Regions from separate parts of the Homo sapiens genome. Here all the other regions are linked to region 2. Evidence: chromatin loops called from intact Hi-C (ENCODE). Cell type or tissue: GM12878. All regions are shown on one strand. Each heading gives the region's core, and the rest is flanking DNA. Links, peaks and the distances in the headings are about the cores only.

What was found. Peaks named below come from ENCODE experiments on the same cell type or tissue, not always from the same donor. Only the 100,000 strongest peaks of a DNase experiment are listed, where the experiment ranks them.
Region 1: it touches region 2 in a loop (6-fold over the local background); 49 of 110 quality-filtered maps call a loop at or near these places.
Region 3: a loop joins it to region 2, with 8 times the contacts of the local background. A loop is called at or near these places in 10 of 110 quality-filtered maps.

Annotation. Positions count from the first base shown.
Region 1 is chr13:23,709,399-23,720,076 of GRCh38, forward strand. No RefSeq gene overlaps it. Among named protein-coding and RNA genes, the nearest start is that of TNFRSF19, 140 kb to the left of the region's middle. In GM12878, for the core only: a CTCF peak has its summit at 6,588 (motif pointing right); no DNase peak of the experiment used is centred there.
Region 2 is chr13:23,866,834-23,877,511 of GRCh38, forward strand. It overlaps MIPEP (mitochondrial intermediate peptidase), which reads right to left. Exons shown (of 19, transcript NM_005932.4): 5 at 8,013-8,076; 6 at 3,180-3,362; 7 at 2,459-2,615. Among named protein-coding and RNA genes, the nearest start is that of PCOTH, 17 kb to the right of the region's middle. In GM12878, for the core only: CTCF peaks have their summits at 4,044 (motif pointing right) and 5,003; no DNase peak of the experiment used is centred there; H3K27ac peaks cover 793 bases.
Region 3 is chr13:23,506,378-23,517,055 of GRCh38, forward strand. The region is part of intron 1 of LOC124903135 (a long non-coding RNA gene); the gene reads left to right. Among named protein-coding and RNA genes, the nearest start is that of LINC00327, 42 kb to the left of the region's middle. RefSeq lists an enhancer at 1,459-1,986. In GM12878, for the core only: a CTCF peak has its summit at 4,811 (motif pointing right); a DNase peak (open chromatin) is centred at 4,794; H3K27ac peaks cover 1,336 bases; H3K27me3 peaks cover 128 bases.

The sequences.
Region 1 (10,678 bases), core at 3,685-8,684, 160 kb before region 2:
GGTGGTCCCACTCCCACAGCTTCCCTAGGCATTACTCTAGTGAGGACTTTCTGTGACAGCTCCACCCCTGTGGCAGGTTTCTGCTTGGGCACCAGAGAATATTTGAAAAATTATTTGAAATCCAGGTGGAGGTAGGCATGCCCCCATAGCTCTTGCATTCTGTGTGGCTGCAGAATTAACACCACACGAATGTTACCAAAGCTTACTACTTGCACCTTCCTGAGTGGCAGATTGAACCACATCTGAGTCTATTAATAGCTGAGCCATAGCTGGGGCAATCCACAGGCACTTTGGCAGAATGTGGGAAACAGGGACCAAGGCAGCTCTAGGCAGCAAGCCTCTGGAGGGCACCCCAGGCCCATCCTCTGAAATCATTCTGCCCTCCTAGATCTCTGGGGCTGTGATGGGTGGGGAAGACTCAAAGATCTCTGGAATGTATTCAGGATCTTTCTCCCATTATCTTGAATAGCATCTGGTTCCCTTCTATCCAGGGTAATCTCTTTAGCAAATGGTCACTTGACCACACCCTTGGTATTCTCTCTCAAACATGCTTTTTCACACTTTATATGGCCATATATATATACACACACACACACACACACAGACATATATATGTATATATGTATATACATACGTGTGTATATATGTATATACATACATGTGTGTATATATGCATATACATACATGTGTGTATATGCACGTACATATGTACATATGTATATACATGTGTGAGCGTATATACATACATGTGTGTATACACATACACGTGTGTATATATGTATATACATACACTTGTGTATATACACATACACGTGTATGTGTATATACACACACGTATGTGTATATACATGCATGTGTGTATATACATGCAGTGTGTATATATACACATGCATGTGTATATATACATATGTGTATATATGTATATACATATATGTGTATATGTGTGTATATATCTATATACATATGTGTGTATGTGTATATATCTATATACATATGTGTGTATACGTATATACATGTGTGTATATATGTATATGCATGTATTTGTGTATATATATGTATATATATGATTTACAGACAGGTTTCCATGGCAAACAAGAGCAGATGAAACAAGTCCAAGAGAAATGTAAACAGAAAAGACAAGTCTCAGCCAATCTCTGATGAAACAGGAATACAAACTACCCAAAGGCAACTATTTCAATCATCACAACTAAAATCCCTGAAACATGATGAGAACTACCAACTGAATTAAGACAGTGCACTTTTTTATGAATGTAATAGTCACAGGTTCATGAGACTCTAATGACACAAGGGCAGTCACTTTCTACATACAAATGTATCTCCTTGTTTAATGGTCTAGACAAGTGTTACTGCTTTAATTCATGGCCTTACAAAAAAAATTTGTATATCTTCTTCTGAATCTTGACATTTTCTGTAACCTTGGTAGCTAAGTGCTGACAATTATCTAAATGCAAACAGTTGTTGCAAAAGGATGAAATTAGTAATGATGGGTCCACTGCAGAGAGGCAAAATATAGGTTCATGAAGATTCACAACAGCAATAGGTCTAAAGCTGCCAGTCCCTTTCATGTAAAAAGACAGAAACACACACACAGACACATATATTCATACACATTAACAGACAGTGCAGACATGAAAGAGGTTATTTTCATTCATCCACAGCAAAGGCAGAGCTCTGACTTTTCCTGGTGCACAGCAGTCAATAAATGCTCACTGAATGGAAAAATAGTGCCAAATCCAAAGTTACAAAACCTATTGATGTTTAGTAGTGATTATGCCAATAAAACTGCATCATTTCGACTGAAGGGAATATGGGTGAGTTTTTCTACCATTCTTAGTAATGAGAAGCCATTCTGGGTATCTTAGTGCTAGAATTAGAATAATTTCTTGTTTCACAATTTCCTGTCTCTCAATAATTCCTCCTTTCCCAATCAATCTACGAAGATAAATTCAGGTCATTTAGGGTCCTACAAGACTGTTACAGGAAAGCATAAATATACTCCAATGTATGTATACCATCATAATTTGAATATATATAGAAAAAACAAAATTTGATAGTCCCCCTCTGGCTTGGCTTTCCCCATGCCTCTCATTAGTCATAATTGAATAGTCATTTTATTTATAGCCATAGACTTAGCAAAGACGTCAAAGTGAAACAAATCTAGTCAGGTGTGGTGGCTTAGGCCTGAAATCCCAGGCACCTTGGAGGCTGAGCTAGAAGGATTGCTTGGGCCCAGGAGTTCGAGACCAGCCTGGACAATATAGCAAGACCTGTCTCTAACAAAAAAATAAAATATTAGCCAGGTTTGATGACTCACAAATGTAGTTCTATCTACTCAGAAGGCTGAGATGGGAGGAAAAGTTGAGCCAAGGAATTCGAGGCTTCAGTGAGGTATGATTTCACCACTTTATTCCAGTTTAGGTTACAGAGGAAGACCTTGTCTTAAAAAAAAAAAAAAAAAAAAAAAAAAAAGAAGGCCAGGCATGGTGGCTCACACCTGTAATCCCAGCACTTTGGGAGGCTGAGGTGGATGGATCACTGGACATCAGGAGTTTGAAACCAGCCTGGCCAACATGGTGAAACCCTGCATCCCCAAAACACAAAAAGAAGCCAGGCCACCATGATGGCGGTGTAATCCCAGCTACTTGGGAGGCTGAGGAAGGAGAATCGCTTGAACCTGAGGGGGTGGGGTTGGGGGTGGAGGCTGCAATGAGCTAAGATAGCACCACTGCACTCCAGCCTGGGCAACAAAGTGAGACTCCATTTAAAAAAAAACACATACAATCATTTCAGTAGATGATGAAAACAATAAAATTCAACATACCTTTATGATAAAAACTCAACAAAATGTGCAAGAAGGAACATATCTCAGCATAATAAAGGCCATATATGATAAACCCACAGCTAACATCATGATCAATGCAGAAAGGTTAAAAGCTCTTCCTCTAAGATCCGGAATAAGTGTGGTTACTTTTGCCACTTTTATTCATCATAGTACTGGAAGTCCTAGCTACAGCAATTAGACAGGAAAATGCAATAAAAGGCATCCAAATTGGAAGAAAAGGAAGTCAAATTGTCTCTGTTTGCAGCTGATATGATCATATATAAAGAACCCTAAAAATTCCACCAAAAAACCTACTAGATAAATTTAGTAAAGTTGCAAGATACAATATCAACATACAAAAATGAGTAGCACACCCATGCACCAACAGTGAAATACCTATGAAAGAAATCAAGAAAGCTATTTCATTACAAAAAAATGATACCTAGGGACAAACAACCAAAAAGGTGAAAGATCCCACAATGAAAACCATAAAACATAGATGAAAGATATTAAAGCAGACACAAGTAAATGGAAAGATATCCCATGTTCATGCACTAGAAGAATATTGTTAAAATACCTATATCACCCAGTGTGATCTACAGGATCAATGCAACCCATGTTAAATTACAAAAGACATTCTTCACAGAAATAGAAAAAAAACCTAAAATTCACACAGAAATGCAACATACCTCAGAGAGATAAAAGAATCTTGAATAAAAAGAAAAAAGCTGGAGGCATCACACTACCTGATTTCAAAATATACTACAAATGTATAGTAACCAAAACAGCATGGTACTGCAAAAAAAAAAAAAAAAAAAAAAAAAAAAAAAAAGAGTGAGGGAGCAACAGACAGACATAGACAAATGACAGACAGACAACAGAATAGAGAACTCAAAAATAAATTCACACATTTACAGTCAACTCATTTTTAACAAAGGCACCAGGAACACACATTTGGGAAGGACAATCTCTTCAATAAACTGTGCTAGGAAAACCCAACACCCACATGTACAAGAATCAATCTAGACTGTTATCTTACCATATACAAAAATCAACTCAAAATAAAGATAATTTCAGTGTAGGCCCTGAAACTATGAGACTACTAGAAAATAAAAAATAAGATAAATGCTTCATGAAATTGATTAGGACAAGGAATTTTTAAATAGACATCAAAAGCACAAGCAACAAAAGCAAAAATAGACAAATGGAATTGCATTAAACTTAGAAGCTTCTGCAAAGCAGAGGAAGCAATCAGTAGAATGAAGAAACAATCTAGAGAATGGAAGAAAGTATTTGCAAGCTATGCATCAGGCAAGGGGTTAATACACACAATAGATAAAGAACACAAACTACTCAAAAGCAAAAATACATATAACCCGATTTAAAAATCAGAAAAAGATCTACCCAAAACCTTTGTCCCCCACCATTATTTCCCCACTTTCTTTTTCTGACAGCCTTCAGTTCTCTCCTTGTCATCAGCCTTTTTCTTCATGTACCCCAAAACTTTTTCCCCACCGTCTTTTTGCAAAGCCTTCTCTACTCCCCCATTCACCATACTTTTTCCCCATCCATCTACCCAAAAACTTTTCCCCACGTTTTTCCCCACCATCATTTCCCACTCTTCTGGGCAACCTTGTTTTTCTCTCTCCTGCTCTCATCACCCTCTTTTGCTCCTCCATCTACCCAAAAACATTTCCCCCATCTTTTCCCAAAGCCTTCTCCCGACTCCTGCTTCTCACCACCCTCTTTTCCCCCTCCATCTTCCCAAACACTGTTTTCCCCACGTCTTTCCCCCTCTCCTTGCCACCCTCTTTCCCTTCTCCATCTATTCAAAAACATTTCCCCACTGTCTTTTTGCAAAGCCTTCTCCCAACTCCTGCTCACCATCCTCTTTTCCTCTCCATCTACCCACCCAATTTTTCCCATCTTTTTACAAAGCCTCCCCCCAACCCTGACTTCCCACTCGCCATCTTCTTTCCCCTAACCTGCTTGTCACCCTCTTTTCCCTGTCCATCTGCCCAAAAACTTTTTCCTCACCATCTTTTCTTTCTCCACGGTCTTTCTTTTCCTGCCCACCATCTTTTTGCAAAACCTTGTCTCCCTCCAGCTTGCCAACCTCTTTTTTCTTCTCCTGCTTGCCATCCTCTTTTCCCCCTCTATCTACCCAAAAACTTTTCTCCCCACTGTCTTTTCTCCATATCATCTTTTTGCAAAACCTTCTCTCCCTCCTGCTCACCACCCTCTCTTCCCCCTCCCTCTCAGCACCCTCTCTTCTCCTCCCACTTGCCACCCTCTTTCTTGCCCTCCATCTACCCACAATGTTTTTCCCCACTGCCTTTCTTTTCTTCCCACAGTGTTTTTCCCCACCATCTTTGCAAACCTTCTCCCCCTCCTGTTTGTCTCCCTGTTTTTCCGCCTCCATCTACCCACTTTTTTCCACCATCTTTTCCCCACCATCTTTTTGCAACTCCTTCTTCTGCTCGCCCCGCCATCCACTTTTCCCTTTGGCACTCACCACCCTCTTTACTCCTCCATCTACCCCAAAACTATTTCCTTCCTCCTACCACTCCAGCTGGCTGCAGTCTCCGTTGCTGCCACCAACCACAGCGATGTGAGCCACAGTGGCACAGGCTGCAGCATCCAGCGTGTAGCAGGTGGCTTCTCCCTCTGGTCCTCTAAGCTGGGAACAGAGCAGCTGGTCAGGAAGACACAGAAGAGCCTTAAATGGGCTGATTTCAGCATCATTTATATACAGATGTTATGCAAATGAGGTTTCTGGACTACATGTTCTGATTGGATGAGAGCAAGCCTGAGGACAACCAATTAGATCATGAAAATAAAGTCCAATCAGAGTAGGTCTAGAGGTTTACTCTCATCCAATCCAAATTTGGAGACCAGGAACCACATTCCCATAACCTCAGTATATAAGGTATGCTGAGGAGGCCTCAAGCCATTCCAGGCTCTTCTGTGCCTGTGGGACTACATTCTCTGTGCCGGGCTTAGAGAACACGAAGAGGGAGCCATCTGCCACACTCTGGAGGCTGAAGCCTGCACCAGTGCTGCTCGCCTCACTGTGGTAGGTGGTGGTGATGGAAACTGCAGATCGGCCAGAGTGGTAGAAAAGTTGCTGCAGGGTAGGTATGCTCTCTGGGGCAACCGCAGACTGCGGTTGGGTGTGCTGTTAGGGCTGCACTGCCCATGGCTGCACTGTGCATGGTAAGGGGGGCTGGTTTGGGGTGCTATCCGGGTTTGCATTGCAGGCGGTGGGGCCAGCTGCGGTATGGCGGTGGCGGGGGGTGGTTACACTGCCAGAGGCTACACTGCCCGAGCCAGGAGGCGGGTTATGTCCGCTATTGTGGACTGCTGGCGGCAGGGTGATGGGTTGGGTTGGGTGAGCTATCCGAGGCTAGAATACTGGCGGGGGTGGGGGGGGGCAGTTTGGGGGCACTGACAGGGGTGTGGGGCATTCGTTATCAGGCAGCTCAGGGCTGGCTGGGGGCACTATACGGGGCCATGGAGGGTAGCAAGTTGGGGGTGCTATCTGGGACTGCACTGCCTGTGCCAGGGAGGGCACGGTTTGAAGCCCTACGATGTGCTGGAATGCCTGTGGCAGGGATGGGTCGGGGGCCCTATCAGGGGCTGCACTGCTGGTGGCTGTGGGCAGCAGAGGTGGCAGCGAATAGTGGTGGCCTCCAAAGAAGGGGCTGTTCTCCTCTTCCTGGACTCCAGACTCTAGAGGGCGACAACGTCCTGCTCCTGGTGGAGCTCCGCAGGCGCACAGCATTTCCTCAGGAATCCTGAACACAGCAGGGCCCCCACACCACCGTGGTTCCCTGGCCTGAGCCCTCTCACTCTGTGTTGTGGAGACCACCTGGGACCCCTGGGCACGGAGTAGCAGATACCATGGGGAGAGAGGGCCCTGTAGGCTGAGGCATTGGGAACGGGCACTTGGGTGGAGAGGGTTGGCTGGGTCTCAGTTTCTGCTGCTCCCACCCTCCGAGGAAGGTATCCCCTGTCCCCCGGGGTTCCTGTGGAGTGGGGAGCCGGGCACTGCCATGTCTCCAGTCCCCACCCCAGGCCCCAGTTCCTGGCCGCTTAGACCAAAAGGAGAGGCTGGACTTTGGAGGGAGGGTGCGAGTGCCTTCACTGAAACTGGCCAGTGGCGGGCATGACAAGGTGAGGCTCTAACTCTACCACCTCCTCCATCCTGTTCTAGGTTTTTCTGGCTTTGCCTGCCCAGCTGCTCCATGCCTGGCTAGAGGAGAAGGAGGAGCCACATGTGGTACACTGGAGGCTGGAGCCTGCAGATGGCATGGCTCTGCGGCTCACCTTGCTGCAGTTGGTGGTGGTGACAGAGACTGCAGCTTGACTGTAGTGGTAAGAGGATGCCTGTGGCAGCCAGATGATAGGGGCCTTATAGGGTGGGCCAGTGCATTGAGGGTGACAGCAGAGGTGGTTGTATTGGCATCAGTGCTAGTGGTGGCAGCAGCAGCAAGTCTGGGAAAAGAAAAGATGAAAAAGAAAAATTCACAACTGCCAGATCTTCTCCTGTCTGGAAGTGTTGTGTGTGCTGCCAGTACAGGACACCCGTGGGCCACTGGAGGGGGAATTCAAGACCTTTTCTATGGTGTTTAAAGACAAGGGCGAGTTGTAGGTGGGAACCAAAGTCAAACAAACAGGTGGGGAGGAGAGCTGGGTACTCCCTTTCCCTGACTCAGCCTTTTATTGATGAAGGCAGGGATGGGATGGGGAGAGCTCACCTGGCAAAGACTCCACACAGGTGTGCAGCACACCCTGATGGGGCCAGAAAATGTCACTGTGAGCCCTAGGGGTGAAAGACACAGTGATGGGCTGCTGGGCAACTACCAAGTGTAGAGATCCTGAGTGCCCAGAGAGTTACCAACCACTTCCCTTCCCTGTGCAGATCAGTGGAGGCAGATACATACACAAAATGGGAAGGGGAAAGAAAACGGCTTTCAGATCTCCCCACCATAGAGACTATAAGATTATTCCAGAATGGCCACAATTTTTTCACTGCCCACTCTGGGCCAAACAGTGTCCATACACTACGTCATTCTTATGAGGGTTACTTAGTTCCATTTTATGATGAGGACATTTAGGCTCAACTTGTCCCAGGTCACATAACTGTTAAGTAATTGTATTTTCCAAGAATGATCCTCTTTCAACCTCACGATGATGCTTCCATGGTTGGAAAATAAAATTATTCACAAAAGTGAAAGTACTAGGGGCAGCTGCAGGGCTACAGGCCTTTGAAGACATTGCTCAGTCTCTTCAGATAGTTTCTTTCACATGTTCTATACCTTGGTTCCCCAAAACAACTCCTCCATTAAGACTGCTCAAAATTGAAATAACACTGTGGCACAGATGTTTTGCCCATCAAATTCACAAAGATCAAAAAGGAAGGACTGAATAGGCAGAGTGGGTATGTGTTAAGAAAACATGTTCTCATACACTGTACTACTTGTGGCAATATAAACTGATAAAACTTTGTAGAGGGAAATATGGCCAAGTGAGTCAAAAGTTTTAAACCTGTTAATATCATTTGGCTCAGAAATTCTACTTGTAGGGATTTATCTTAAGGAAATTTTCACAAATGTACACAAAGATTAATTACAAAGATGTTTAGCTTCAATGTTGTTTGGAAACTAACATAACGTGCAATAGAGGCCTGGTGAACTGAGTACTGGGACCTTCACACTGCACAGGGGAGCAAGAACCTCTTCTCTTGCCTCTGCTTTGTGGGATTTTCCAAAATCCTCCTGGCTTCTTTTCCCTTCCCTTCCTTCTTCCCAGAGCAGGGGCCAGCTTTACCTCAGTTGGTAGGTCACACACATTGGGTGGAGATGGTCAAAGGTCCTCTGCTTGGACAAGTTGCTCCCTGTCTTCATTCCTCTGGCCAAGGCCAGTGTTAGGTGGGGACTGGTGAGCTGTCTGGCCCCACAGGGCTAAGCTTTCCTTTAGGTGGGTTTATCCCACTTCTCAACAGTCTAACAAAGAACAGATTCCACAAGCCCACTTCGTCTCTTGCTGCAAGCTATGCCTTCCGATTCTGCCTTCATTAGAAATAAGGGTGATATTTTGGTTCTCCACCTGCTATTTCTCGATTTGGGTGGGGAAGATGGGTGCTACTTACTGAACTCTCCCAAAGACCTTCAAGAACACTGAGCAGAATACCATCTAGCCATAAAAACTGATGTAGAAAAATACTTATGATTGGAGGAAAATCATGGGATTTTAAAGCAAAATAGCAGGTTACAAAACAGCATGTAATAAACAGCTGAAAAAAAACAGGGGCATAGCAATGTATTGTGGTTATTTTCATCTTGCTTTAACCTGTTTGATTTCAAGCTTTATTTTATTTGCACGCAAAGCATCCTAACTGCTGTTGGCAGTCCTTGTGTGCTATGAGACATCCTCACAGTATCCTTCTAAGAAATTCACTGTTTTACTCAAGCTAGTTGAAATTTGCATTCTATCACTGCAGTTAAGAGAGTAAACAAATAAAATGTTCATGTTTCTAAAAACCCTGAAGAAGACAGATTGACAGAGCTACCTTGTATAGCCAGAGAAAAGCAATTTACCTTCCAATTTTCTCAATATGACAGTATTTCATCTATCTCTGAAGATATAAAGACTAAATTAAAAGTGGTAATGTGGACATTAATAAGAAAAGAAAGGGAAATAAGAATTATGAGGATTCATATGTGCTAAGTACATTCAGAAATTTACAATTTCCTAACAAAATGGAAATGTTCTATCAGTTGGAAAAGCATGCAGAAACAATTGTACTTCCATTCAGACATTACCTTTTGAAGCCTGTCACCCCAGTGAGTGAGGGAAGGAAGTAAACATATCTACCAGAGGCAGGAAAAAAACTTACTTCAAAAGATCACTTAGCAAGAACTTCTTAATTATCAACGAAGCTTTGGTGAAGATGCAGCCAGCTGGATATCATACAACAGACACTATATTAGTCACTAGTTAAATAAAGATGAAAGGATACAAGTCCTGACTTCAATTTGCCCACAGTTTAGTGGGGAGATAAACATGGATAAAGTATAATTATAGGTTTCATTTCGTATGCTGGGTACAATGGTGTGTGCCTGTAGTAGTTACAGCTACTCAGGAAGCTGAGGTGGATTTTTGAGCCCAGGAGTTTGAGGCTGCAGTGAGCTATGGTCACACCTATGAATAGCCACTGCATTCCAGCCTGGGAAACATAGCAACACTCTATCTCTTAAAAAAATTTAAAAGAAATTGGATCACGCAATTATGGAGGCTGGCAAGTCCAAAATCTGCAGGGTTGGTTGGCAGGCTGAAAACCCAGGGAAAGACAATGCTGTGGTACAGGTCTGAAGGCAGGCATGTGGACACCCAGGAGAAGCTGATGGTGCAGATAAAGGCAAGAGGCAGTATTCTCAAGAATCCCCTCTTGCTTGGGAAGGTTGGTCTTGTTCTATTCAAGCCTTCACATGATTGGACAGGGCCCACCTATATTTGGAGGGCATTGTTTTACTCAAAGTCCACTAATTCTAATGTTATTTTCATCTATAAACACCCTCACAGAAACACCAAGAATAAATAATGTTTGTCCACATATCTGGGCACTGTGGCCCAGTGAAGTTGCTACATACAATTAAGCATCACAGTGTCTGTCCTAAGAATGTGTGGTGCACAGCCCTGAACATGGGACTGTGATGCTCCGTGATGGTGCAGGGTGTGTAATACATCACTGCGTTACAGACCTATAGACTGTACCGCAGAAAGAGTGAATGTGAACCAGTGTAACCTGTGGACCCTGGGTCAGTGTAGGTT
Region 2 (10,678 bases), core at 2,007-7,006:
TTTGGTATCTCAAACTTAACTTGAAACAAACCAAGTTTCCGGTCCTCCCAATCTTAGTTAACAGTAGTAACTCACTCTCTTTCTAGTTGCTTAGGTCGAAAATGTTGGCTCCCTCTTCCAAATACTCTGTACCCAGAATCTGATCACATCTTACCACCTTCCCTGCTACCACCTGGTCAAGATGCCAACACTTCTCATCATGGTTACTGCAAAACAGCATCTAAACAGGCCCTCTTCTACCCTGGCCCTGCTGCAGTCTTCTCTCAGGAACAGCAGCACTGACTCACCATTAGCACTGGAGTCAGATCATCTCACTCCTCTGCCCCAACCCCCACAGTGACCTGCTGCACTTGCATCAAGTCTCTACTTAATGCCGCCCCTTGTCAGTCTGTTCCCACCTCTCGCCACTCTCCTTGCACACGCTGCGCTTCAGCCACTCTGCCCTCCTCAAACGTGGCAGGCATTTTTCTGCCTCAAGACCTTAGCACTTGATAGTGACTCTGCGTGAAACCTTTCTCCCCTCAAGAGCCACAGCCTCATGCTTGTGTCTGTCAAGAGCACGCTCACATTCCACATTCTAAGTGAGCCTTCCGACAATGCTCTCTAAAACTCCAACACCAGCCTACATGCCCACATACCTTATCCCCTTCCCTGTTCAGTTTTCTCCATGGCTTGTATTAACTAATAACATACCACATACTTTATCTACTTATTTCGTTCTTTACTGTTCTTCCCTTGCTCCCAAGAATGTAAACTGCATAAGGATAGGAATTTTCTTCTGCTTTGTACACTGACTTATTTCCCTGACCGAGAATAATATCTGACATACAGTGGGCAATCAGTAAATATTTGCTGAATTAATAAACAAAAGGGGGATGTAGATGATATAAAACATAGGGCATTAGGTCTCAAGCAGCCTGTGGAAAACCATAAATGTAGCATATGTGTTTAGGCTTCAGTTCTGCCACATTTTAGCAATATAACCTAACCTTAGATTCCTTATCTGTGACACGAATACAAATACCTACCTCACAAAGCTGCAGAGGAAGGAAATGAGATAACAACAGGATAAGCACTGAATGATATTCTAATATTATTATTTTATATAAATATAAAATAAAAATATGGTACTATTATAATCAAACTGTTGACAACAGCGACTACAGAAAAACATACTTTTCACCAAACTGATACTTACAAAAAAAGAAAAAACATACACTAAAAACACACATTTAATACATAACATACATATTATATCTGTTTAGGAGCTTCGATTATATGAAAAAAAATGTAAGTGTTTTAAGGGTTCGGGGACAAAGGAGTCCAAGGAAAGTGAAAAAGTTTAACCAGCTTCATGAAAGAGGTGGGTTTTGAGCTGAGCACTAAAAAAACGGGGTAAGATTTTAACAGGCAGACCAGGAAGAAAAGCTGCTCTCCATAGGAGAGTGACACGAGCAAGGGAACCCAGGCCGCAATGAGCGTGACACGCCTGTAGCTTAACCGAGAGCCCTGACAGGTCAAGGGAAACAGTTGTTTACGAAAGAGTAAGAAGTAAGATTGAGTGCATTTAGAGAACTTTGGAGAAGAGAGGAACATGCTAGGGTGAGAAGGGATAAGCACAGAAGGAATAAAGACAAGCGAGGATTCAGGTTGTGATCTGCCCCCAGTGTCCCCTCTGTCGGTGAGTGGAATGTCTAACCAGATGTACAACCAGAAACCCAGGGGGCCCACCACAATGCCTCCTCCTCCCTCTCACCCTCACTAAGTCTTGCAACTTCACTGCCAAGACCTTGAGTCTCACGCAGCTCCATCATCACGGCCACCCTACTCCTGACTCACCACCTAAATTACAACTGTAAGTTAATAAATGCTTCTGAAAAAACGTATTATGTACATTTATATTATTATTGTGTAACATTTTCTCTTAGACATTATGAATCATAAGGAACTCAACATAGCACAAGGCAAGTTTATGACAAACCCAACGACACACTTCCGTAACACCTCACCTAGCACAAACCTTCCTAAGCAGTACTCTTCTCTCTGAAAAGGAGGCTTATCTGACTGTGTGTTTTTTATATGACCTAACCTACATTTAACCTTGACCTCAGTAAACATACTGATCTTTCATTCTCTTACACTAATTCTAACCAATTTGTCAAATTCAGCACAGAAACTGTGTTAAAATGAAAACAATTTAGACTAACATCAAAATGAAAATTTAGGTTATGATTTTACTCTCAACATTCACATAAAATAAAATTCTTTGGTTGGACAGAATTATGCCAAATTATTAGCTCTATTTAAAAATGGTTCCTATAAAAATACATAGAAAATCTCAATAAATGGTTCTCTACATGTATTAAAAATAGAACACTAATTTACAGCTATTTAAAATCAAAAGCTCAGTTTCATAAAAATCCTATTTTGCCCTTAAATGTTGGATAAACAGGCTTACCTGGATTTTTAGCTATCGTTCCTTGGAGAGCCCTGTGAGAAAACGTGGAATACCCCACCAACTTTGCCAGAAGATCTCTGCTGCTGAGCAATTCTTCTAAACATTTCAATTGACCAGCATTGGGATAAAGAAAAATTTTATAAGCAGCTTCTCGCACCTACGTTTAAAAAGTAAATGGTGAAGGCTATAAATATCATCACACAGTCCTATGCAACAATAACACAGGCTCATGCTCACCACTTGATCTGCAGATGATCACTGCTTTCAAAATAAAGCAATGGTCTACACGAGGCCATAAAGCTTCCAGAGTCATAAAATAGCATGGGATGCAATAGCATACTTGACTGCAGCTCTAGGGTACTGTTCTGAGGTACGGTGGGGCAAACCTCTACCCAGTGCGTGGATCTCTATGCTATAAAGCGTCTTAACCAGGAGAAGTAAGGCTGCATGAATTTAAAAGTCTCTGTAGTCTAGAATGTCAGTTAATGGTGTTATTAATCATACTTTAAAAATAAGGAGTCTTGTATGAAATATAAGTAATTAAATCATTTTCATTCTTTAAAGTGTTTATGGCATTAATAATTCCACAAGTTAAATTTTTAGGGCTTAGTAATGCTAAAAAGTTTTTAAGGATACTATTATATTATCACTGAATTTTGGGTTAAAACAGTAGCAACACACAAATGGGACCTAAACAACAAAGAGAATGAAACATACATACCAAGTCATCTGGTGATTCTGCGTGGAGACCATCAATTATGATATGATCCCCAGCAGATGTAAAGTTACGACGAATGTGTTCTGGTAAGAGATGCTTCTCAATCTTGTTGGGAAAATTGGTTCCCATAAGAAATGTACTACTCAAATCCAAGATTTTAACATTGAGGTCCACTGCTCTTTTACGCTGTATGCAGGAGGAGTAAAAGTTATTTAAAGGCGTTTTGAATTAATATTTCACAATTTAATAAACAAAATATAAATATGTCAAATCAACATATATATTGTTGAATTATCACTTAATAAAATATTAGTTTAGTAAAATGAATATATTGTTACTATATTATAAATAATATATTAATTTTACTTTTAACAGATATTTAATATTCTAACAAAAAGATCATACTTATGGTTTTCTGATGTTTCTATGTTTTAAGATTTACATAACTTCTAGTTCTATTTTATGTCTAGGTTATATAACTAATTGTTGAAATTAACAACATTGAAAAACACATGCCAGGTGCAGTGACTCACGCCTGTAATCCCAGCACTTTGGGAGGCCAAGGAGGGCAGATCACTTGAGGTCAGGGGTTGGAGACCAGTCTGGCCAACATGGTGAAATCCCATCTCTACTAAAAATACAAAAATTAGCTGGGCGTGGTGGCACGTGCCTATAATCTCAGCTACTCAAGAGGCTGAGGCACGAGAATCGCTCGAACCCAGGAGGCGGAGGTTGCAATGAGCCGAGATCGCACCACTGTACTCCAGCCTGTGAGACAGAGGGAGACTCTGTCTCAAAAAAAAACAAAAAACAAAAAAACAGTTATTTGCAAAAGTGTAGTGAGCCTCCAGAAGGGGGAAGCACATTTTAAAAGTTCTGATTTTGGGTGTGGTAGCACACGCCTGCAGTCCCAGCCCTATGTGGGGCTGAGGCAGCAGGATCACTTGAGCCCAGGAGGTAAGGCTTCAGTGAGCTACGATCACACCACTGCAACCTGGGCAACAAAGCGAGACCCTGTCTCAGGGGGGAATAAAGTTCTGATTTTGCATGTGCTTGAGCTGCTACAGAATGATACAGTGAAGTCTAAGAAGCAGACTGGAACCCCAGGGCATGGTCCTTTCTTCTACTCTGTGTCCCTGCCATGTGGCACATGGTCCTTGCTCCTGCCAGGCCTTCAAATGGTCAGTGATGAGGACGTGGATGGTGCGGACACATCTGCTTAGGTTTAATCTTGCAGTCATATCTTTGTAATACACAATAACCTGAGAAAACGTGTATTAGCAAAGGGGTTGCCATAAATGCTCTAAGATTAAATATAAACTAGAAACCACATAATTAGGCTGACTGGAGGAGAAGGGCTGAATTTTCAGTTATTGGCTACTCAAAAACTAGACAGGCTCTGCAGATGAATTTTCAGTTATTGGTTACTCAAAAACTAGACAGGCTCTGCATATGAATTTTCAGTTACTGGTTACCAAAAAACTAGACAGGCTCCGCACTGGGCTCATGTTGGGCTTCAGGTGAAAGTGTACACAAATCTTTCTGGGAGAGGAGATAGCAATTAACAAGTTCTAAACTGTTCTATGCTCCTAAAAAATGATTAAGCCACAATACTAATATACTTTTTAAAGATAAACATAGATGATGTAGAGGCATGCTTGATAAGATGCTGAAAAAATTGAGTATATATCAATATCCCCAGAATTTCAATATAGAAAATTCAAATTTCATGGAAAAAAGTTTTAGGAGACTCCCATTTCCTTACAGTCCAGATTTCTCTTTGCTTATTTTGTTTGATATGGCCATTTATCACCACCTAATGGTAACAAGTGGAATAACAAAAAAGATGAACAAGATTTTGAAATCACATTACAGTTCCAAAATTGTCTTCAAAACTTTTACTTTGAAAAAAAAAATGTGATAAAATTAACTACTTTGAAGATTTTATCTACTGATAAAACCTCTGGAAAAATCAAAACTGAGTTCATGCCAACTTCAATGATCTGCCAGGCATATCACTTCATCATTCTGTGGTAACAATGAAATGTACAATAATCTGAACTCTTGAAAAATTCTATGAAATTTCTGTGTTATTAAATAATGTTAAAAATAAACATTTCTATTACATTTAAACTTATAAGTTATATTTGTATGAGACCTTAAAAATTAAGGCCGGGTGCAGTGGCTCACGCCTATAATCCCAGAACTTTGGGAGGCTGAGGCAGGTGGATCACCTGAGGTCGGGAGTTCGAGACCAGCCTGACCAACATGGAGAAACCCCGTCTCTACCAAAAATACAAAATTAGCTGGGCGTGGTGGCACATGCCTGTAATCCCAGCTACTCAGGAGGCTGAGGCAGAAGAATCGCTTGAACCCGGGAGGCGGAGGTTGCGGTGAGCCAAGATTGCCCAATTGCACTCCAGCCTGGGAAACAAGAGTGAAACTCTGTCTCAAAAAATAATAATAATAATAAATAAATAAGAAACCAACTGGAAAGAACATAGGCTTTGATGATTTATAGATTTTGTTGGTGGGTTTATTTCATGGTCTCTCTTTTGAAAAATGGAACATGTCTACTTTATATCCTGTCCTAGTGGAGCACCTCTGAGAACAAACATGGAAGTTACAAGGGAAAAACTGAGCAGGTTTACTTTAGTTGCATATTCAATATTGAGGGGTTCCCTGGGAGCTGCTCCCGGGGAAAGAGGAGCTACACTGTAATCATATGTTAGATAAAAGCGGCAATGTCTATGCTGGTGAAACTGAACATATACTATTTGTCAGCAAAATTTCAAAAGCACCCTTCATAAGGATACATTAAAACTATTCACATGGATTCTCTACTAGCAACCTTCCTTCTGAAGATATCAAACTTGATGATAGCTAGCATTATCATGATTTGTCATACATTCACTCAATACTTTTACTGAGTCCAAAACTAATATGCATTAAAAAACATGATCCACGTTCTTGATCCTTTGTAAGCCTAGAAGTTAGATAAGCAACACAACAATAACAGCATCATCATCAACAAAAGGTAAAGAAGAATGCCACATGACTGAAATAAGTAAAATACGTTCGGATGAATACAAAATTCCACCTGGGGGACTGATAAAAGCTTCGCAATGTGGCGTGAGGATGAAGCCTTCATGGGGACTTCAGCCAGGGAAACCTGGTGAGCAGGCCTAGGAGGAGGACAGCAAACACATGGGGGAGGACACTGTGTATGAGGGGCTGACAGCCGGAGCACAGCCACGAGTGTGAGCTCTTTGTTACATGTTAACTTCACTAGACAATGGGAAGTCCACAGGAGGATTCTGGGCAGGAAAGTAACAAATCAATACTTTATGAAAACTAATCCAGTGTTCACAGACGGGGAAGACTGACCAGCAGGATGGTGACATGCTGGCCATGGAGGCTCTGGAGTCTGTCTGGCTTACAAAATAACGTCCCACAACCTCTACAGCCTTGGTCTAAAAAAAGCCAGGAATAATAGTAGCACCAAGCTCAAAATTGTTGTGAGGATTTGATGAGAAATATATGATTTAAAGTAGCAAATACTCAGTTGATGTTAAATCACTGTTAGGAAGACAGAGGCCTTTAGAACAGCCCGGGTGTTTGGTGATAAGAATCAAGGTGATTTGCTTTTGGGATGCAGACAGATGCAGGACTGTAGGAACAATGCAAGGACTTGGTTAGAAGATATGACAATATTAGGAAGGGAAAGAATACAACTAACTCCCAAATTTTATTTTACAGAGAAGTATTAATGAAGAATTGATGTGGAAAGCGGCAAACGTGGTCACCTTAGGCAATGTGAGTTTACAGTAGAGCCCATAAGCCTCATGGGCTGCTGGGAAGGCACGTCCTGGCTCAGGGTCAGACCAGGAATCACATGCTGAACCTTTAATGCCACACAAACACATCAGATGTGTGAGGGGTTACAGCATTACTCAAACTCAGCACCTATCAAAATGGTAACATCTATTGTATGTGATACATATTTCCAAGGCCCTGCCTTCTGCTTTTCCAGATATTTTGATAACTTAATCTCTTCATAGGTAAGTGGTTTAATTCTACCATATTTACTAGGAAAAATGTATTACTGTTTAAAACAAATAAACAAAAAGCCATAATAGTCTAGACTGCAGGTGAGTGGGGGAGACTGTGGGGCAGGCTGAACTTCCAATGGTGTCAAGTCCCTCCTGTTCTTCCAACTCTGAATTTACAACTGAAATGAGGCACTTGGTTTCTCAGGATGTTATGTGCTAGAAAGAACAGTGGCCAGTGTTAGAAATTTTAAGAACACTGGCCATTTGTTAGTTAGGATGGCAACTTGAACAAATCACTTTGTCTTGTTTCCACATCTGTAAAATGAAGGGGATGGACTAGGTAGAAGGCCTCCATCCCAGTGTAAACACTGTGTAATCTATGCTTGTTCCATCAGTCAAACACACGTATAATATAAATAAATACACTTATGTAAGGTCTTATGTGATATTCCCTGTACTACCAATCTTCAATGACATCAGCTTTCCCATTCACTTGCCAGTCTTTCCTGATATTGCCTATCTCATCCTAATTCCATGATTATCTAAAACACTCCACTTGGCTCAAGCCTGTCTTAATTCTGAATTATCATGGTGTGATAGGTCAACTTCCAGAGAGGGGACTATATTCAAATACAATCTAAAGAAGAATTTCATAACAGATAAAAGACCTGCACGTTTTTGCAATATGCAAATTCAAGCAATATATACAAGGACTGTAGCAATAATGGTATCAACTAAATGTTAGTAAAACTGGAAGAGTCAAAAAAACAGCAGAAAGATGTACCTTTTCTTTGTCTAGATGGATTCCACTAATTTCAAAATCAAACATAAACAGTTCAGCCACTCGCCTATAAATGAAATGAGCCCCAGGTTATAACAGGTAATAAAAATTGCTAACAAAAAAATTGTGGTTTTTTGTTAAATAAATAAGTCTTTTTCAGCCTCACTGCCAAAAGTTTCTTCAAAACACACACACACACACACACACACACACACACACACTTTGTTTTAAACAAGGAGCTTAATATCCTCAGATATTAAGGCAAACATCAGGCAAAACACCTATCTGACTGACAATTATGATTGGCTTGTCATGTAAGAGCTTATTCCTTTATTCAGAGAGTACAAACCTGTGAAAGCCACAGGTTTGTACTAAATAATAATAATAATTTTATTTAGTACACAGGTTTGTAATAAATAATTTAGTACCACAGGTTTGTAATAAATAATTATTTATTTCAACTCAATCCAAATCCCAATAATTAAAAACATAAAACAGTTTTATATTTGGACAATTTTTCAAAGGCCCTCTGCATGAGATTTTTAGTTTTTCTTCTAGCCAGTAGCAGCTATTTAGAATATTAAATTCTTTGATGCTGTGCTGGAAGCTGAGTTTCTTGGCTAATGAGAATTGTTTTCTTTCTTTTTACTCCTGCTTCATGCTTGGAACCAATTTCAAGTGTAACACCTTTTTTTTTTTGTCAATGGTATTTTTTTTAAAAAAAACCAACAACATTGAATGGAAATAATCAAATATTTGATCTACTCTTTTGGCTTTCCTTGAGTTTTCAAAATAGATATATTTACCTTCCTGATTATTACATCAAATATACCTTGAATGGAAATTTATAGTGTACGTTTATCGTATTACACAATATAGGTCTATTATGTAACAAAACTAATGCAGAAACATATGAAACATTTAAAATCACTAATCCTATCAAAGATAATGACTATTAAAATTCTTGTATTTCCTTTCAATCTACTTTTAATGTTATATTATATATTTAGAATAATTAAGGCCCAACTGTATATACTTTTGTATCTTGCTCTTTCTTGTAAAATTATATCACAAACATTGAACAGTTCTCCATGTCTTTAAACGTTCTTCAAAAAGTTGGCTTTTGATGCTTGTTTTGTGTTGTTATATAGACTGCAAATGTTTTTACTCTCCCACTCCCATGAACCACAATATAATAAAAATCCTTGTTACAGTTTTTAATCCTTGTTTGTTTCCTTAGGATAAATTCCAAGAAATTAATCACAAAGTATGCACATTGATATATATTACCAAATGCTCCTCCATGAAGTCTTATCAATTTACCCGTAACTAGAGAGGATCCATCATCCCAAACCAGAACTACTATTCTTATTCTGTTTCAACTTTGTCAGCTGCTGGCTGACAAAAAGTTTTGCTTCATTCTATCTTTCCTTAATGGTGGTGGGTCTCATGCCAGGTACAGAGCAGAGCACTTTACACAAATTATTTCCCTTACATCTCATATGATTCTTATGAAGTACTTTTTATTTCCGTTTTACAAAGGAGAAAACTAGGGTTTAGTGAGCCCTGAAGCCAAAGTCCAACCCCGCAGTTCCATTCTAGAGATGCAGTTCCACCCACTTCACACTTGGTGCCACTGTTACAGCTGTGGCACACTGCTATCAATTTAAGGGCCATCTGTTGCTATGCCTTATTTTGTGAAATGAGAGTTTCACAAACAGAATCTTTTGCCCATTTTTCTATAAGGGGGGTTTTTGTTCTTCTTTTTTTAAAGTAATTTGAAAGGTCTCTTAACATAGATAATATATTAACTCTTTGTCATATCAGAACCATTTGTCAACATTTGTGTGTTCTGACTTTGAATGTGGAAGCGTTTTGCCTTACCAAAGTTTGCAATGTTTATATAATAAAAATCAATGAATCTTTCTGTTGTATGAGTTTGTATCATGCCAAGAAAGACCTTCCATATCCCAAGATTACCAGTAGTTTTATAATTTCTTTTAAAAATATTTAAATCTTTAATCAATCTACTTTTTTACCCCAAATGGTTATCCATTGGTCTAACATCATTTCCTGAAAACCAAGTCTTTCCCTACTGATGTGAAATGACACTTTTATCACATACCAAATAGTCTTACTGTTTATGTATCTGTGTCTGTGTCTAAAATTTCTCTATTCTTCCATTGATCTAATTGACTATTCTGGCATTTTTAAGTATAACGCTCTTTAAATACAGCATTTTTATATGTTCTACTATCTGGTATAAGTCCCTTTTTAGTACTTTTCCTTACGAGAGTTTTCCTGCCTATTCTGGCATATTTATTCTCTATGACTTCAAAATCATTTTAAGTAACAATAAAAAAATTCTTTATAAATTGGATAGCATTAAACTTATAGTAATAAACATTACTGAGCTTTCTTCTTCCTTAAGAATACAGCATGTTTCTCCATTTCGGTCGCTTGCATGCTTCCTAGGTGTTGTGTATGTTGCGGTTCTGCACTCTACCTTCCCAAGTTCATTCCAACGTGTGTTACAGCTTTGGCTGTTCTTGCAACTAGAATTTTCCCTCCATTATATTTTCTGGAGAATGTGCTTATTATAGTCTTTGCATACATGAAAGCTCTTAATGGCTTTGGAAAAACCCCAAGTTAAACAGGTTTCTTTATGG
Region 3 (10,678 bases), core at 2,664-7,663, 360 kb before region 2:
GTCTATGCATTTGATTCCATGTGGAACAGCTTAGGCAATTGACGAGGACTTCCATATTAGATCAGAACTGTTTTTCCAGATGCCACTTAAAAATAACAAACAGAGGCTTGGAGTCTGCTTCCCAGGGGAGGCAACATTTAGAACAATGCTTATCATTAAGAGCTCCAGCTTCTGCTGATGAAAAATGTTAATTTGTTCTCTGCAAAAGGTTACTGGGATATTTTGTACCTGTCAAAAGAGAGGTTAACAGAAAGTGTTGATGTGTTGATGCACAGCCTCCTTTATCCCTCTGCTGAGGCGCTGTGCCTGGCTTCAGGAGAGGGAAGCCAGGGACATGAACAGAGAGAAAGAATTAAAATTTGAGTCTGGAGGAAATGATTTCATTGGGGAAAAAAATAGATGAAAGGAAGTCTGTTTAAAAGGATGAGAATCCAAGGTATGGATTTCCTTTTCAGCATTTTTGCTTGGTTCTGTTTCTAGGCCCTTCTCTAATTCACTCAGCCAAAGTCATCTGCGTCTCCTCCACATTCCCATGACATTAAGTGCTTTTCTGAGGAGAATGATGTCACTGTGCAGTCATGCATTCTGTGATGAGGTTTCGGTCAATGCCGGACTGTACATATGGCAGTGGTCCCATAAGATTATAATGGAACTGAAAAATTCCTACCACCTAGTGACATCGTAGCTGTCGTAGCATTGTAGCGCAATATGTTGCTCATGTGTTTCTCGTGATGCTGGCGTAAAACAACCTGCTATGCTGCCAGTCATAAAAACGCAGTGGTCCCCTACCCCAGGGCCATGGACCAGTACCAGTCCATGGCCTGTTAGGAAGCAGGCCACACAGCAGGAGGCGAGTGGTGGGCAAGGGATCCTTACCACCTGGGCTCCGCCTCCTGTCAGATCAGCAGCAGCTTTTGATTCTCAAAGGAGCGGGAAGCCTGTTGTCAACAGTGAGTGCAAGGGATCTAAATTTTGCACTCCTTATGAGAATCTAACTAATGCCTGATGATCTGAGGTGGAACAGTTTCATCCTGAAACCATTCCCTCCCCTATCCCCCCAGTCCATGGAAAAAGTGTCTTCCACGAAATTGGTCCCTGGTGCCAAAAAGGTTGAGGACCACTGATATAAAAACATAGCACATACAGGTGGGGCACAGTGGCTTACGCCTGTAATCCCGGCACTTTTGGAGGCCAAGGCAGGGGGATCACGAAGTCAAGAGTTCGAGACCAGTCTGGCCAACATAGTGAAACACCGTCTCAACTAAAAATACAAAAAGTTAGCTAGGTTTGGTGGTGGGCGCCTGTAATCTCAGCTACTCAGGAGGCTGAGGCAGGAGAATCACGTGAACCCGGGAGGCGGAGGTTGCAGTGAACCCAGATCGCACCATTGCACTCCAGCCCAGGCGACGGTGGGAGACTCCGTCTCAAAAAAAAAAAAAAAAAAAAAAAAAAAAAAAATATATATATATATATATATATATATATATATATATATCTCACATACGATTATGTATAGTACATAATAATTGATAGAAAATAAACAACTGTATTACTGGTTATGTATTACTATACTTTTTATCATTAGGGCATACACGTTCTACTTACAAAAAAAAAGGTAACTGTGAAACAGCCTCAGGCAGGTCCTTCAGGAGGGATTCCAGGGGAAGGCATTGTTATCACAGGGGATGGAAGCTCCCTGCCTATTGTTTCCCTGAAGACCTCCCAGTGGGACAAATTGTGGAGAAGGAAAACAGTGACATGGATGATCCTGACCTGTGTAGTCCTAGGCTAATGGGTGTGCTTGTGTCTTGCTCTTTTTTTTTTTTTTTTTTTTTTTTGAGATGGAGTCTCGCTCTGTCGCCCAGGCTGGAGTGCAGTGGGGCGATCTCGGCTCACTGCAAACTCTGCCTCCCAGGTTCACGCCATGCTCCTGCCTCAGCCTCCTGAATAGCTGGGACTACAGGTGCCCGCCACCATGCCCGGCTAATATTTTTGTATTTTTTATAGAGACAGATTTCACCGTGTTAGCCAGGATCTCAATCTCCTGACCTCGTGATTCGCCCGCCTCGGACTCCCAAAGTGCTGAGATTACAGATGTGTCTTAGTCTTTAACTAAAAAGTAAACAGTTTTAAAACAGTTTTAAAAACAGATTTAAAAATAAAAAAAATGCTTGAAGGATAAAGATATAAAGAAAAAATATTTTTGTATAGCTGTACAATGTGTTTCTGTTTTAAGTGAAGTGTTATTGCAAGAGTCAAAAAGCTTTAACATTTTTAAAGTTTATAAAGTAACAAAGTTACAGTAAGTTGGGCCGGATGTGATGGCTCATGCCTGTAATCCCAGCACTTTGGGAGGCTGACATGGGTGGATCACCTGCAGTCAGGAGTTCGAGACCAGACTGGTCAACACGGTGAAACCCCGTATCTACTAAAAATACAAAAATTAGTTGGGCGTAGTGGCGGGCGCCTGTAATCCCAGCTACTCGGGAGGCTGAGGCAGGAGAATCACTTGAACCTGGGGGGCAGAGGTTTCAGTGAGTTGAGATTGCACAACTGCACTTCAGCCTGGGCGACAAGAGCGAGACTCCATCTCAAAACAAAACAAACAAACAAACAGAAAAAGTTACAGTAAGTTAAGGTTCATTTACTTTTGAACAATGAAAAACCTTTTTAAAAATAAATTTAGCGTAGCCTATGTGTACAGTGTTTCTGAAGTCTACAGTAGTGTACAGTACTGTCCTAGGCCTTCACATTCACTCACCACTCACTCACAAACTCACCCAGAGCAGTGAGGGAGACCTGTAAGCTCCATTTCTGGTAAATACCCTACTTTTATTTTCTTCTTCTTCTTTTTCTTTTTTTCTGAGACACAGTCTCGCTCTGTCGCTCAGGCTGGAGTGCAGTGGTGCAATTTCGGCTCACCGCAACCTCCGCCTCCCAGGTTCAAGAGATTCTTGTGCCTCAGCCTCCCAAGTAGCTGGGACTATAGGGGCCCACCACCACGCCCGGCTGTTTTGTTTTTTTTGTTTTTGTTTTTTTTGAGACAGAGTCTTGCTCTGTTGCCCAGGCTGGAGTGCAGTGGTGTGATCTCTGCTCACTGCAAGCTCCGCCTCCCGGGTTCACGCCATTCTCCTGCCTCAGCCTCCTGAGTAGCTGGGACTACAGGCGCCCGCCACCACGCCGGGCTAATTTTTTTGTATTTTTGGTAGAGACGGGGTTTCACCGTGTTGGCCAGGATGGTCTCGATCTCCTGACCTCGTGATCTGCCTGCCTCGGGCTCCCAAAGTGCTGGGATTACAGGCGCGAGCCACCGCACCAGGTCAGGTGTACCATTTTTTATCTTTTATACCGTATTTTTACTATACCTTTTCTGTGTTTAGACATGTTTAGACGCACACATGCTTACCATTGTGTTACAACTGCCTACAGTATTTGGTAGGGTCACATGCTGTGCAGGTTTGTAGCCTAAGAGCAAGAGGCCATACCACACAGCCTAGGTGTGTAGTAAGCTCTACCAACTAGGTTTGTGTAAGTGCACACTATGATGTTTACACAACAATGAAATCGCCTAACGACACATTTCTCAGCCTGCATCCCTGTCGTTAAGCAACACATGATTGTGCAAAGGAGATTTGGGTGCATGTCTCTCACCCAAAGTACGGGCCAGTTTCTTTGAAGGTAGGAGCGCTATCTTCATTTTTGTGTCTCCTCTAATGTCTTTCAAGTACAGACCCTTTACAATGTAACTATTCAACAAGTGTTGAGTGAAGTGAAACAGAATGGGATAGAGTGGTAGCAATGCATGAAAGAGACTGGAGACTAAGGATGGAAGGGGGATTGCCGGCAACAATCAAAAGAAACTCACAAAAATAGAGTCAGAGAATCAACAAATTTGTTCTAATCATGCATTGCATCGAATTAGAAAACAGGATGACTCTTCCTTAAGAAAAGTATTTGAATTCCATCATATTTACTCATAAACCACTACTCCCTCATGCAAGATAAGGTTTGTGTGTGGGAAAGGAAGAAAAGGAATATTCCAGTTCTGAACTCCAGGTGCACCACTTGCAGCTTTGATAGTTTCTCACTCCTCAGTCCACATTTCCTGCCATAGAGTATCAAAGAACAGTGGTAGAGATGGGTTGAATCTGAAATTGTTGTGGGCAAAGTCTTCAGTCTGTTTGACTCCCTATTAAATGAGTTCAGATTATTCATCCCTGCAGAGAAAAGGAAAAGCCAATTTCCTTCTGAGCAGCAAAATGAGCACAATAAAAATGTCTCAATGTGTTCTCTGGAAATCTCACCCAGAAAGCCACTTCACACTCTCAAGGTAGAACATGAAACTCCTAGATTGTTCCAGAAGTCTTGCTCAATCGGGAACATCTAAATGGTTCCTTGGCAATAAGCAAACAAACAAATGCATAAATGATGTTGCTTCAGCATTTTAAAATAAGAGTAGCCTAGACATGCTTTCCAAAAAAAGATTAGTCTGTATGTTAGAAATGAGTACTAGATAGCCTGTCTCTTAATCACTGAAAATAATATTCTCTTTCTCACTAACATAATCCAGAATAATCTTCTCATATTGTTATGACACTTTCAGAAAGAAACCACCTGTGTGTATCACCTGGCACAATTTAAAACTTGTTAACAAGGTGGTGACAAGGAATTGGATGCCAGGCAGGAGTGGTAGCTACATGTTCCCACCAAAGTCAGTTTTGATCTCCCTGTGCCTTGCTCACTAGCAGTTTAAGCGTGTGACTTTTCTTCAATGAGCAGCAAGATCACTGTTCTTTGCCAGCAGGTGGTGCAAAAATCTTTTTGCAGAAGTACTATTCACAGAAAAGCATAGGTCACCTCAGTGGGGACTCATGGAACACATGACCATCGCTTCTGGAAGAAGCAATGACTAGGCTCTTTATTTAATATCAATTTATGTTACTTCCAGAATGAACCACCTCTTCCCCATCCCAACCACCCTGCCACAATGGTTCCAACACACTGGGTTGTAAAGACTTGATTCGTGTTAGCCATTTTGACAATCCCAAATGTCCTATTTCGGAGCTCTCACCTCATTCCATCTGCTTCCCCTAGATGCCTGAAGTTGACTACAGCCCTGCAGTAGACCATTAGCCATTCCCCAGAGAGGCCAGCTATCTGTAACTTGACTCCATGAGCCCCACCCTCTTCCTCTCACTCTGTCTGGTAGGATTAAAGTGGGGGCTCTGGGTTTGCTGGCCTAAATCCCATTCTCCACCTTAGTCTCTGCATCCTAGAGATGGGATCCAGTGCAATCAAAAGTGGTCAAAAGCAATTCACTGTTGTTATTATTTAACAACAGAAATATTGGACTGTGAGACATATTGTAGAGAATAAACTAAAAATGTTAGCCACTTTGTAAATAAAAATGATCATAGAAATTCTGAACACTTTAAGATCCACTTGATTATCTCCTATATAATCTCAGTCAAACTTCTTAACTCTTCTGTGCCTCGATTTATGTCTTTATTTACTGGGCATAATCTATTTTTGCCACTTGACAAGAGAGAATGTGGGGAAGTCTAATACACTGTAAGCACCAGAGAAGAAAGAATCAACGATACCCATATTCAATCCTTAGTCTCTGTGCCAGGCAGTGTGCCAAGGACTTTCACAAACTTTGGTAAAACAGCTACAAAGGGGTAGTGCCAGGATTCAAATCCAGGTTTTCTGCCTCCCAATGCTTCTCCCACTTCCTATGCCAATTCATAAACCCTAAATCAATCCCAGGTCACAGGCTCCAGTATTCAGATTCTAGAGAACCCATAGGTTGAAGATGATCTTCAATGCCATGATCCTCCTTTGCTGCAGAGAACACCACTCTCACAGCCTGCTGACCAGGAAAGACCGTCCCCCCTCACCTGCCACCAATACATGCCCACAACTTGCTTTAAAATCACTCTGACTTTACAAATGAAAAAATGATCCTGGAAGGACTGGACATTCTGCTCCCCATCACAGAGACAGCTGACTGTGATCTTCTTCCCTTCAACTTAGAGCACCAGAGGTCTAAGTTCTCAGACTCCAGTAGGAGAACAGACAAATTGTCTCTCACTCGTCACCCTTCTATGATGGTCAAAGATGTCTTTGGGTAAACTGGATAGCCCTTAAGTGATCTCTTTGCCCTGGGACCACTTCCAGGATCTTCCCCTTCAGCTTCAAAGCCTACACTGAGTCTCTGTGGCCACCCCCACAGCTCCCTTCTCTTCTCTGCATCTGCAGTCCAGCCTAGCCCAACCCGCCCTCCGCCTTTCCTCTGTGCTCACCATTGAGGCTGTGCAGGAGCTACACTGGGAACCTGAACAGTCTTCCTGCCCCAGCCCCTCAGGTTCCTAGGCTCTGAGACTAACCCCCACCTTATTTAGTTACGGTTCGAACACTCCTTTGCATTTCTATCATTTACCTTTCACAGAGCAGGGAAGGCAGCTCAATTTCATCCCCAAAAGTTACTTTCTCCAACCTAATTCTCACCAAACACACAATCTATATGCTCTGTTAGTGCAGTTCCTAAATTCACCTACAGGGTGAATATAGATTTTATATGTAATCCCGTAAACTTGTATTAGAGAGCATATTTTATATTGACACACATCATGCAATTGATTCTCATCACATTTGTAGATGACATACCTTAGGAAGTATTTCCTTCGTAATATATTTTAATGTCATATTTAAGAATGTAAATGTTTTACAAAAAGTTTTTAAAAATTAGCTTGGCATGGTGGTATAGATATGTTGTCTTAGCTACTCAAGTGCCTGAGGTGGGAGGATGTCTTGAGCCCAGGAGGAGGCTGCAGTGAGCTATGATTCTGCCAACGCACTCCAGCCTGGGTGACACAACGAGACCCTGTCTCAAAAAAAAAAAAAAAAACCAAGAATATAAATGTTTGATATGATATATATGTTATCCTTTTCCTTACTAATTCTATTGGTGCCTAATTTTTCTACTCAAATTTTGCATTAAGTTTATCAAATGAATGATCCAGGTGATATCAAGACCACATATCATTTTTTCGTATCCACATTATTCAGTAAATGTTGAAGTATAAACCAAATACTATTCACCGAACTTAGCTGCAGGAAGAAAAGAATGAACAAGCAATGCTCTTAGCCTTGGGGGAGTTTATTATCTAGAAAGGGAAACAATTAAGAGCACAGCCAACTGTTCCACTAAAATGCCGAATGAGGTAAGACAGTCTCAGCAGCATAAAGAAAGCTGTCTAGAAATACAGAGGAGGGAGAGATTGTTCTGGCTGACTGTAGGGCTAGAGAACAGAAATAGAATCAGAAAAGAGGACGAGATCTGTGGCATGTGAGGGTGAGGGCATTTACATCAGTCCAAATGGATGAAGAGGAGATTCCAGTCTAGCACAGCATGGCCAGTCAGAGTAGAAGGGAGGCCCCAGCATGTGGGGAAGCTGCAATTAACTTTTTACCAAAACCTACCCCTGGTGAGGCAGAACAGAGAGAAATAATACCAAAAGCCACCCAACTGAAAAGGTAGGTGTGGATTCAAGAGACATTGAAAGTAGATGCTTCAGAATTTGACAAGGGTTGGGTATGAGAAGGAAAGCCAACAGTGCCCCTTCTAAGCACTAAGCACCGTATTTTATGTGTCTGATGCGTTAACGCTAAATCCTCAGGATAAACTCTACAAGAAAAAGAAACCAAGACATAAAAGAAAGAGCTAGCTGAGGGCCAAGTTATTAGAACCTTCAAGGCTCTAACAAACTGAGACGGTGTTTGGAGGCAAAGGGGGGTTGTACTGAGTTTTGAGCAAGAACATGGCCTGCAAACATAGGCTACTCAGCAAGTGGGTGGCCTCCACGGTCAGACTCTCTGGGCCGGGATCCTGGCCCTGTACCCACTGGGTGTGTAGACTTGGACCAGTTCTGGGAGGATAATAACAACCCTGCCAACTTGGAGTAGTGTGAGGATTAAATAAGTGAATACATGTAAAGCATTTAGAGCAAAGGGTCGGCATTTTCAGAGCCAGCTCCAGGCAGGCTGCATGACAGGTGTGCAGAAGGGGAGACACCCTGAAGAGGTCAGGCACTCACAGGACCACTTGCTGAAGCTGTCTGCTGGACAAAACATGCTGATGACCTAAACTTGCAAGATGTGGATTTAAAAGACATTTAGGTCTGTAATCCCAGCACTTTGGGAGGCTGAAGCCGGTGGATCACCTGAGGTCAGGAGTTCAAGACCAGCCTGGCCATCATGGTGAAACCCTGTCTCTACTGAAAATACAAAAATTAGCTGGGTGTAGTTGGTGGTGGGTGTCTGAGGTCCCAGCTACTTGGGAGGCTGAGCCAGGAGAATTGCTTGAACCCAGAAGGTGGAGGCTGCAGTGAGCTGAGATAGCGCCACTGCACTCCAGCCTGGACAACAGAGCGAGACTGAGTCTCAAAAAAAAAAAAAAAAAAAAAAAGACATTTAAAAGAAGAATCTCAGAATTTGACCACTGGTTGAGTATCAGAGAGAAAGATCAAAGATATCTCTCAGGGAGATTACTGGGAGAATAGGGGTGCCAGTAGCCGACAAGAAAGCCCAAGAAAACAACTGGTGTTTGGAGTGGGAATATTGTGGGGGTGGGGGTGGTTAAGAAGATAGAAGATCAGATTTAGGTGTGTTTAATTTTATCGCCAGTGGAATGTCCAAGTAAAGATGTACAGCAGGCAGTGTGAAATGCTTCCTAAAACAGGAGAAACTAAATTCTGTAAGGTTTATCATTATTCCCATGGTGAATTTCTACTCAGTCTTCAAAACACAGCTCAGAGGCTGCCCCTTGTGTGGAGTCAATTGAGTTGTGCCACTATCCCTAGCATTTATCAAATTGCACTGTGTTTGTTTACATATCTGTATCACTGAGCTCCTTAAGGAAAGAAAGGGTGTTTTGTTTTCACCCTTGCATTTATGCTCAGTGATATTTGGTTGAATTGACAAATGGATATAAACATCATTTCCAGAGCATTGTGAATTTAAATCGTGAAGATATATGAGATTTCAAGGGAGAGTGGAGAGAGAGAAGGAAGAGAAGATCAAGGATAGATTTCCCCTTCGGAGGACTCCTGCATTTAAAGGATGGCAGAAAGAGGAAAATGTCATTGCTGGAGGGCACAGACAGATAGAGAATAGTGAGGCCACTAGAGAGTGGAGCCCCTATGTCAGACAAACCAAAGGAGGTTTCCAAAAGGAGAGGGCATTGGTGTCTTGTGCTGCGAGGGCAGAGATGGGAAATACATGCACACCCGTGGGCGGGGGCATGCCTGGGGCCAGCAGGGCGAGATTTCACAGGGGAAGGAAGGATCCTGGCTACATCTGAGGGATCAGCCAGGACTCGGTGCCAAGACAATGTTTGCTCGGTATCCCCAAGCTTCTGAGTTTTCAGAGAAAGCCAGAATGCAGATATGTATGTAATATTAAATCTTAGCAACTAACTCAAGTTTTAAAAAATAAAAATAGTGTGCCCAAGGCTACGTGGGTCTAACAGATCCTACCTGACCTGGAGGGAAGCCAGTTTATAACCTCCAGTGAGGAAGGAGGAGGTTGAGAGAGCAGATATCTGAAATGGTGTTAAGTGCCTAGAGATCTAGCAATGAGTTGGGTGTTGAGGAAACAGAGGTACAACACATAGAAATTAAATTCTCTTGCCAGGTCTTCTTGACTTCCTGGACTATGATGAACGGTCGTCTTGAGAAGACCCCCTACACCAAATGCGCGTATCGGAACCTACTCACTCAGAACAGCATGGGTTAGTTCCACTTACTGGTTTAAGAAAGCTCAACGGGCAGAGGAAAAATAAAAGCTGCTGTCTCCCTAAAAGCCTCACTATAATACCTGTAGGGTATTACATAGCTGTGACTGGATTTAATCAGTTAAGGTCATAATCATTAGCATTCATTAGTGTCTTTTGAAGTCTTAAGGAGGTCCAGGGAGATTCAGATCCTGAAGTGATTTTGTTTTGGCTGTTGCCTGCTGGGAAACCAAGATAAGAGCCTCCAGAGACCGCAAATACAATAGAGGTTCACAGTGGAAGGATTCTTGGCTGAATCTGTTCAGTAAGGTTAGTCTTGCCTTCCAGAGAGCCTTTGACTGGTAAGGATGTCTGAGTGTTATTCCTCCACTGAGCTCTTACTGCGTACCTAGGGCAAGTTGTTCCCCCTTTTAGACTTGGTTTTCTCATGGATAAAATTGATATAATGATAGCAAGGCTAAGACTTTGTGGAGGAGGTTTTATGTATTTATCATAGTGCAACATGAAAGTGAGTGCTTGATTGTGTGTATGTGTCTGGAGAGCATGCATCACAAGTGAAAAAACATCTAAAAACTGAGATACGTTTGTCTTTTCTTTTAGTCCATTATCTCCAAATGACAGACTAGACTGACATCACAGACACACATTCAATGAGCTGTTTGCAATCACAGTCTTCATCTCTTGGAAACATTCGTACTGGTTTCATTTCAAAGGCAGTGCTGTCTAAAGGCTATGAAGTATCTTATTGGAAAGCTCCAGTAAACAGTATCTTATTTCACTGAGAATTTCTGGAAAGTTACTTCAGAATTTTTCAAGATGGTACAGGACAATCCTGCTCTACTCAAAAGAAGCAAAGGGTAATTTAGTAGCTGTGGGGTGAAA